Regions from separate parts of the Homo sapiens genome. Here regions 1 and 2 are each linked to region 3. A link is a contact called in ENCODE Hi-C or POLR2A ChIA-PET data. All regions are on one chromosome and are shown on one strand. Each heading gives the region's core, a stretch centred on a gene start or an enhancer-like site at or near the end of the contact. The rest is flanking DNA. Distances are from core to core; before and after follow the strand shown. Region 1 overlaps PGGT1B (protein geranylgeranyltransferase type I subunit beta). Region 2 has its middle 84 kb from the start of FEM1C. Region 3 holds the start of COMMD10 (COMM domain containing 10).

Region 1 (2,700 bases), core at 190-2,689, 880 kb after region 3:
AATAAATCTTCTGATGGTGGGGGAAAAAGTAAGCTTAATAACAGATGTTATCCGTCTATGGGTTATTCCAGTTGCTACTATTTAAATCCTGGCAGATTAAGACATCCATATCTCAAACTAAGTCATCTCTTAGACATTGGAAGTTAAAGTAGCATATATATAATGGCTTTAGGACTATATAAAAAGCCCAAATTGTTTTTTCTGTATCACCAAGAAAGGTTAGAAGGCAATAAAGGTAGTAACAGTGATTTTATTCATAAATGTTAGAGAAAAATTCCAATCTAAAAGTATTTCATAAGGCTAAATATTTTCTAACTCCTGATAATTTAATACCATAAGATTATAAATTTTAGTATGCTTCTAATTGATACACTTGTGGGAGACTTTCTTGTGAAACTTTATGGACTAGTAAATGTTCACATTCCACAGCAACTGAATTGACCAGAAAATAGCAGCCCAGTGTGAATTGTGGAGAAACTATTTCTAACTTTTCTAAATAGTTATTTACAAGAAAAGCATTTATCGATTAAATAAATTATAAGCAATATTTCACATATACACTTTATTCCTTAACAGGAGCGATGTAATGAGGGAAAATACGAAGTCCGAAATCTCAAAAAGCTCTGTTACCTACTCTATACTTGTCTCCTTCCCGCCCCCTAATTTTGTGGCATTTTTTTTTTAGAAGGTAGGAGGAGGAGCTTTATTTTGAGCATCTGTGTACAAATGAGATTAATCAGATCATATGGCCTAATTTAACCTGTTTATCATTTCAGTGTTTTTAGATTTGATCTATAATATATATGTGTTATTAGATCTTTAGTTATTTATATTTAATCTAAATTCATATAGAAATCTTGCTGACAGTGGTATATAATTTGAAAACTGTTGGACCTGATCATTTTTGAGAGACAGTTAATGAGGAGGTGCTCTGGAATCAGATGACCTGGGTTTAAATCCCAGATTTGCCAGTTCAGCAGCATGATCTTGGACCCTAACTCTGCCGTGGATAAAATAAGGGTAAAACCTAACACACAGGGTTTAGGATTAAATGAGATAATACAGATAAAGCACTTAGGATAGTACCTGGAATACAGCAAATTTCAAATTATAGGTTCTTTATAATGATCATAAAATTATTTTTGTAATTAAAACCTCTCTTCTACAACAGAAAGAGGTCTTAACAGTTTAACCTCAGGGAAAATGATGACAACAGTGTTGTTTTCTAATCTCCCCATAAGAATACAGAGCAACTAGGATAGCCACAGACACTATTACAACGCTAGATGACAAGGTATCTCTATGAACTTCAAAATACAACTAAGTGAGGACAAACCACTGAACCACATAGTTTCAGTATCTGTGGGAGGAAGTAGAAGGAAGGCAGCTGGTTTCTGACAGCTCTGCAAATTGGAGAACTACAACACTGCCCACAGTTTCTCAACTACAAAGTGCAGCGGGCCAATCTAAGAACAGACACTGAAACTGGGAAGTGACTACAGAATCTCATTTGCAGATGAATGTTAAAGCAATATGATAAGGTCTGCTGATTGCATTAGAGCTGTCTGGGTTTTACGCTGTGTACCTCTTGAAGCTTATGAGACAAAGCCCAGCACTGAGGACAAACTTCTAGAATTAGAATCCAAATGGGCAGGATGGGTAAAATAGGACAAAGGAAAGAAGATCTAGATAAGTATTGGGAAGAAAGGCCAAGACACAGAGACATTATATATGTGTATTTTCATATATATATATATTCTTTTAAATCACTGTGAAAATGGGAGCTCTAAGGCTGTGAAGTCATCCTAGAGCCACTCCTTCCTCCTAAAAGTACAGAAAAACTCATTTCAGTTAAGGGGAAAAAAAGAGTAAGTGAGCCAGGATTACAGTCCAACTCCAGTCAAAGTTAGTATAAGAAATAAGAGAATAAATAGATCAACATCCTCACAGACAATGAAAGCACACCGGAAGGACATGACCACAAGACAGATAAAAACCTAATATTTGCCAAAAAATAAAATGCAAATATGACAGGAAATTTATATTAATTAGTACAGTTATCAATAAAAGTAGGAAAAGGGGAAAATTAACCAAGTACCAAACACTTGGAGTAAAAAGCAAAATAAAGCAGAAGGAAGGAATTAATAAAAGCAAAAAAGAATTACTAGTAGAAAACCAAAACAATAGAGGCAATAATAAATCCAAGTTGGTGATGGGTAGTGCGGGGAGTTGAGTCAGATAAACTACCAGCTAACCTATTTAAGAAAAAAAGGAGGAAGCACAAATACAAAAATTTAAATGACAAGGGGGAAATAGTAAAACAGGAAATTTGTTTAAATTGACTATTTTGAGCAATTTTACACAATAAATTCAAAAACTATTTTGAGAAAAATGCAAATTGCCAAAATTTACTCTAGGTAGATAAAGTCACAACAAACCAATTACCGTAGAAGAAACAAATAGTTAAAAGTACCCCTTACCAAAAGAAGCATCAAGCCCAGATTGTTTCAAGGGGATTTCTACCAAACCTTTTAAGATTAAATAATCCCATTCTTGCTTAAACAATTGCAGAGACTAGGAAAAGAATCTTGAACCTCAAAGTGCCAAAAAAAGAAAAAAAACAAATAAAGAAAAACTCCTGAATTCATTTTATAAAATGAATGTAATAGCATTGATTCAAAAACCTGACAAAGATGGTAC
Region 2 (2,700 bases), core at 50-2,549, 620 kb after region 3:
AATTATGCTCTCATTTCTCACCAGAATGAGCAGTGTCTGTTTCTTCTTGGTTGTGGAAATTGTATCCCTCTTCCTTTTCATCTGCTACCATCTCTTTTCTGTTGAGGTTTTCAGGGTGTGCATGAATCACCACTGCTCCAAATGACTGTGTGATATTCTCTGCCCCACCCTTGAAGCACTCATCACTGGCTGGGTGGATTCTCACTGAGCTATCATGGGTGGTGACACCTACCATCTTTGAGCTTCCCAAGGAGTATCCCAGCTGCTAAACTGGGACTGATCAACAAGGGGAGGCTGATTCTCCATTGCTGGAGTTCTGATTTCTACCCAATGGGTGCTTTGTTGTGAAAGAGATTTCACTAACTAGTCAGGCCAAACCACCTATTTTAAATCAAGATAATGATCGTTAACACTTCCAGATTCTAAGAATGTTACATGTTTTAACTTATTTCATCTGCACAACACCCTGTAATATCCTATGTCACGGGGAACAAAACTGAGACCCAGGTTGATTAACAAACTTGCTCAGTTTCACAATGCTCGTCAGTAGCAGAGCTGGAATTTAATCCCAGACAATCTCTCCCCAGAGTCTAGGCTCTAAACCACAATTTTATCCTGTCTCTTAAATCGGCTTTGTTTAACTAGCTAAGAGTGAAGAAAATCTTCCAGAATTTAAAGTGCATAGTAGGGTGCTGGCCTTCCTTGATTCTTTGATAATGTAAATAAAAGTCAACACTGGGGTTCTACCTCTAAGGTTCTACCTTGTTTGTACCCAATACTCCAACCAATTGGACACTGATTTCTTAGGTGCTTGAGTAATAGGCTGATGGCAGGTTGAACCATATGAAATTGTCAATATTTGGCCATTTTTGACCTATATAAATGGCAATGTCATATGAATCAATTCAATATTTGTTGAGCCCCTACCTACTTTGGTGGAAGACATGGTTCCAGGCATTTTTCTTACGTTACTTAACCTTTACAACAATATTTCCAAGTATTTTTACCTCAATTTTTCACATGAGGAAATAGGCTGAAACTAACTAGCTGGAGATCACTCAGCAATTGAAGTGGTAAAGCCAGGGATCCTGTTCCAAGGTGGATTCCTTTCCACTGCACAGCTCTGCTGGCTGAGCCCCAGGAGCTGAGTGGAGCTGGAGGTTCTGCAGGCAAAAAGGAAGGTCACATTCGAGTGGCACACTCAAGTTATATCAGTTTTGAAGTTGAGCATGAGTCAAAAGGAGGAAATCAAATGACCTCTGGTAAACAGATATGAGTCAATCAGCAGCAAAAGTCAGCTTTGGGAAAGTGAATCAGACCTATTCCATTTTATTCAGTATTGTCACGACTGTGGGTGTACTTGCTACAGCTTTAAAGAAAATTTGGGGATTGAAGGGTGATTTGCCTAATTGGAGAATACTGTCATGGGAAGCCCAGCCAGGAGAGCCCAGATGGGGGTGGGGAGGCGGGGCATCTAAAACAGCTGGGGACTATTGGGATTCAAAATTGGAACAAATACAACTATGGAACTTAGGGAGTTTGAGGAAGAGATAGGATGGGAAGGTCTTTGGTAGTACAACCAGAAAAGAATGATAATTTGGGGCTCTCCAGAATCTCCAGTGCTAATTGAGCCAGATGGGGCTTGGCAACCCAGGTTAGCCACGTGGAAGCATTTTGGAATGACTACAGGCTGTAAGTTACAGATGCTGGGTTGGGAAGACAGGGAGTGTTAAATGGGCACAAACACACTGAGATATGTTCCAGTTAAGTGGAATATTATTCAGGGGTAGATGCAAAAATAGTTGAAGTGGTTCATAGACATTCATTTTAATTCTATGACTTTCCTCTGTGGGAAACTACTTTCATCTGGTTCTTTTCAATATGAAGTGAGTCATATTCTTTTTATTTGCCACAAGCATTTATTTGCCATAAGTGTCTTAAAGCATTTGACAATTGCTGCCTTATTTTCAAGAAATTGATTGAAACACCCTTGCTGAGCTGCTCAGAATTTGAGATTAATTCTCAACCACTGGCACAAAAGTAGCAAGAGAAGATAAGAGTGAATGTGGTCATTGATCAACAGATGTTTGTTTTAACTCTTTTCTGGAAAACCTGCCAAATACTGGGGAGTGTAAAGGCATCCAGACTGCCTTCTCTGAGCTTATACTCTAATTGGGAGAAATATGACATATACACAGAGCAGAAGACATTGACTTACAAATGCCAAATGTGCAGTGAATAAACAAAGTTACGGGAAGCAAGGAGGCCGACATTGGCAGTGGGGCTAAACAAGGCCCATGATTCCTGGAGAGGGTAGATTTGAGCTGATCCTTAAAGAATGAGCATTCAGGGATACTAGGAAAAGGGAGGAAGGCATTGCAGGCAATGAGAATGGCACAAGAAAGAAGTCCAGGGGTGAGAGAACCCCTATTTGCTCAGAACCCAAGAGGACCGGGTTGGACAGAGTGGAGAAATTGTTGGTGAAGTAGTATGAGTGCCCCCACTTCTTTTCTCTACATGATTTCCTGAGTGATCTCATTCCGTCTTTCTCATTTAAATAATGTCTATATGCTGATGATTCCTGGATTTATAATTCCAGCACAGACTGTTCTTCTGTATTCATGACAGAACTCTTGATTTTTGCCCTCCCAGCTCATCCCTGTCTTCCCACTTCCCATGTCTTTCTCCTGTTGGTAAATG
Region 3 (2,700 bases), core at 182-2,681:
GATTAGCCCGCCTCAGCCTCCCAAAGTGCTGGAATTACAGGCATGAGCCACAGCACCTTTCCTGTAATAATCAACTTTAAATGATGTGATGAGAACAATTCTATACTGCACCATATTGGATACAGTTTACTGATGTAGCGGTGTTCCCCAAGACACTGGTATGAGGAAAGAAACTGGCGATCAGAACCAAAGTGAGGCAGGAAAATAGGGTCAGGAGGCTGGGAACATAAAGCTGATTCCCACTTCAGCTATGACAAGAAATGTCCTCTCCATATGGCATAGGCGGAGAAAATGACTTTGTAACTTTACTTCATCCTCTTCATTTACATAGGGAGTACACCAAGTAACCAATGGAATCCTCTAGAGGGTATTTAAATTCCCAAAAATTCTGTAGGGGCCCTTCAGCCCCTATGCTCAAGCAGCTCCCACACTGTGGAGGGTAGTTTCATTTTCAATAAATGTCTTCTTCATTCTTTCCTCGCTTTCTTTGTGCGTCTTCTCCAGTTCTTTGTTCAAGACGCCAAGAACCTGGACACCCTCCACTGGTAACAAAAGGAATCCAGAAAGAAGGAAAAACTTTAAAATAACTCTTTTCTTCTGAAAGATTTCTACCCAATCCAAGCACAAAGAAATTACTTCCGAACACTATTTTGCCTATATACTTCAGTACTTTTTCTGTATCCACACGCTACCTGCACTATTGCTTATTTTTTCACAAATTGAGTCTTTTTTTACTTAAATAATGTTAAAGGGGAGCTTTATATCACTACCATGGACAACCAACTTTATCTACCATAAGTAGAAATTAACTAAAAATCTGTTTAAAATGCAAATAAAAGCAAATGCTACCAAAGCCAGGCTAGATTCTTCTACCAACCAAAAATTCGGTCCCCTATTCGATACTGATTTAAAAGGGGTATTAACACATGTTGGCTATTAAAGACCCTCCAGCAGCAGCGTGAGCCTTTCCCACCAGAGTGTCTGAACCGGAACTGAAATCGGAAACGGAATACCGTTCCACGTGATTCGGCAGCACTGAAGGCAGCACCCGGGAACTTCTGATACCAAACTCCGCGAACAGTGACGCAGACCCCACGCTTGCAGACCACACGCTTCCGTACAGACCTCAGCTGCCAGGCGCACTGTGAGCCCCACAGGTGGACCACCGTGACTGTAGAGGCGCTACACGGCCCCACGCACTCCGCAGACGCAGCGTCGCAACCTCGGCAGCCCACCCCACCCCACCCCACTCAACCGGGCCCGCCGCGGCGCCCAGGCGGCAGGCAGCAAGGACAGCCTTGTGCGAGCCCGATCTGGGCCTTCCTGGGCGCGGCTACCGCAAGAGCTTAACGGATCAGCTACCTGGGGCTCTCCCGTAGGATCAGCGCCGCGGGGACCGCCATCTTCGGCTTTCTCGCACTGCCGCCGTCTGTTAGCTGCGCCGAACCCAGCCAATGGCGGCCGCGGCGGACGGAAAGCCGGAAGGCCCAAGCCGCGCAGGGGCCGTTTTAGGGCTCCGGGTCTCCTGCGACCCGGGCGCCGGGAGACTTGTCCCGCAGTCCTGGAGGGCGGAGAGGGCAGCCCAGTTGCCCTCCCGACACTCCAATCGTGTTGGAGTTAAGTCTGTGCATATATATGTCTTTATATTTATATATTATATATGTATGTACATACCTGGATAGGGGTGTGTGTCTGTATTTAATAGGGCAGGTTTAAGCAAGTCTATGTACAGACCTGTATAGATATATGTGTGTATGTTCGTGCATAAATATATACATTATTATTTTTAATAGGGCAGGTTTAAGCAAGCCCGTGTATACATACTTGGATAAATGGTGTGTGCGTGTGTATATTTTTTTAATAGGGCGGGTTTAAGTGAGCCTGTGTGTACATACTTGGATAGGTGATTTGTGAGTATTTTTTTTTCCAGCGTTTGGGCTACAGAGAGGCAGGCATTTGAGCGAGCTCCCCCGAGCCTGCCCAGGAAGCGGCGCATCACCCCTCAGGAGAGGTGGTGCCTCCAGTTCCACCCTAAGCACTGTGCCGTCAACCCCTCCTGTATCTGCATCTGCAGGGCTTGTAGTATGTACGTTCAATTCCTTCAGCAACGTTCAATGAATGAGTGCCTACTGTGTACCAAGCACTGTTCTAGGCACTGGAGATACAAAAGGCCAAAATTCCTGCCCTCAGGGTTTGCCGGCAGTCTAAATGGACAAGTATTTGTTGCACCCTTCTTTAGAGTCTGACAGTGCAGAGTAGGGGAGATGAATCGCTGCAGTGAGTGATGTCAAAGACCTCACCCAAGACTAGGGAGACACCATGTTTGCATAAATACCTTGGTCTGCCTTTGAGAAAAACATGGAGTGAGTTAAAGGAATTCAGATGTGGGAGCAGTGAAAGGCATCCGAGGTAAGATCAGGAAAAGCTCCCTAGGGCAGGTGGCAAATGCGGTGGGTCTGCAGAGATGTGGAGGGTGAGGCTGTGTGTTTCAGGTCAGTAGAGTAGAAGGGCGGTTTGACGTTTGAAGAACAGGAATTTAGACTAGAAAAAGCCTTTAATGACTGGTTGTGGCATGTGCACTTAATCTGGTGAGAAATGGGTAAGCATTAAATGTTTTTTCTATCCATTAAATGTTTTGAACCAAAGAAATTTTGCAGTGGGAGTTGGATTTTTGAAGGTTGCTGTCAGCAGAATGATGAT

Evidence for each region. A loop is a pair of places that touch in the nucleus more often than their neighbours do. ChIA-PET counts read pairs that join two places held with the same protein, here RNA polymerase II (POLR2A). Pooled maps may share reads with other maps.
Region 1: a loop to region 3 is called in a map with no recorded cell type, with 9 times the contacts of the local background. The contact joins the enhancer-like site here to the promoter of COMMD10 in region 3. A Hi-C loop is called at or near these places in 4 of 37 single-sample maps with no recorded cell type and 4 of 50 pooled maps.
Region 2: a pooled map shows a loop between it and region 3 (5-fold over the local background). The contact joins the enhancer-like site here to the promoter of COMMD10 in region 3. A Hi-C loop is called at or near these places in 2 of 37 single-sample maps with no recorded cell type and 7 of 50 pooled maps. POLR2A ChIA-PET finds 5 or more read pairs at or near these places in 1 of 52 experiments (CD4-positive, alpha-beta memory T cell).

What each region holds. Positions count from the first base shown.
Region 1 is chr5:115,208,175-115,210,874 of GRCh38, reverse strand. It overlaps PGGT1B (protein geranylgeranyltransferase type I subunit beta), which reads left to right. Exons shown (of 9, transcript NM_005023.4): 9 at 1-2,700. Among named protein-coding and RNA genes, the nearest start is that of TRIM36, 40 kb to the right of the region's middle. RefSeq lists a silencer at 1,507-1,616. Within about 2 kb of position 1,439, at least 6 of the 41 ENCODE cell types and tissues checked have a DNase peak (open chromatin) inside an H3K27ac peak, as active enhancers do.
Region 2 is chr5:115,459,155-115,461,854 of GRCh38, reverse strand. No RefSeq gene overlaps it. Among named protein-coding and RNA genes, the nearest start is that of FEM1C, 84 kb to the left of the region's middle. RefSeq lists an enhancer at 354-1,553. Within about 2 kb of position 1,299, at least 12 of the 41 ENCODE cell types and tissues checked have a DNase peak (open chromatin) inside an H3K27ac peak, as active enhancers do.
Region 3 is chr5:116,083,756-116,086,455 of GRCh38, reverse strand. COMMD10 (COMM domain containing 10) reads right to left here and starts at 1,431. Exons shown (of 7, transcript NM_016144.4): 1 at 1,363-1,431. The coding sequence starts at 1,403. RefSeq lists enhancers at 890-1,184, 1,478-1,637.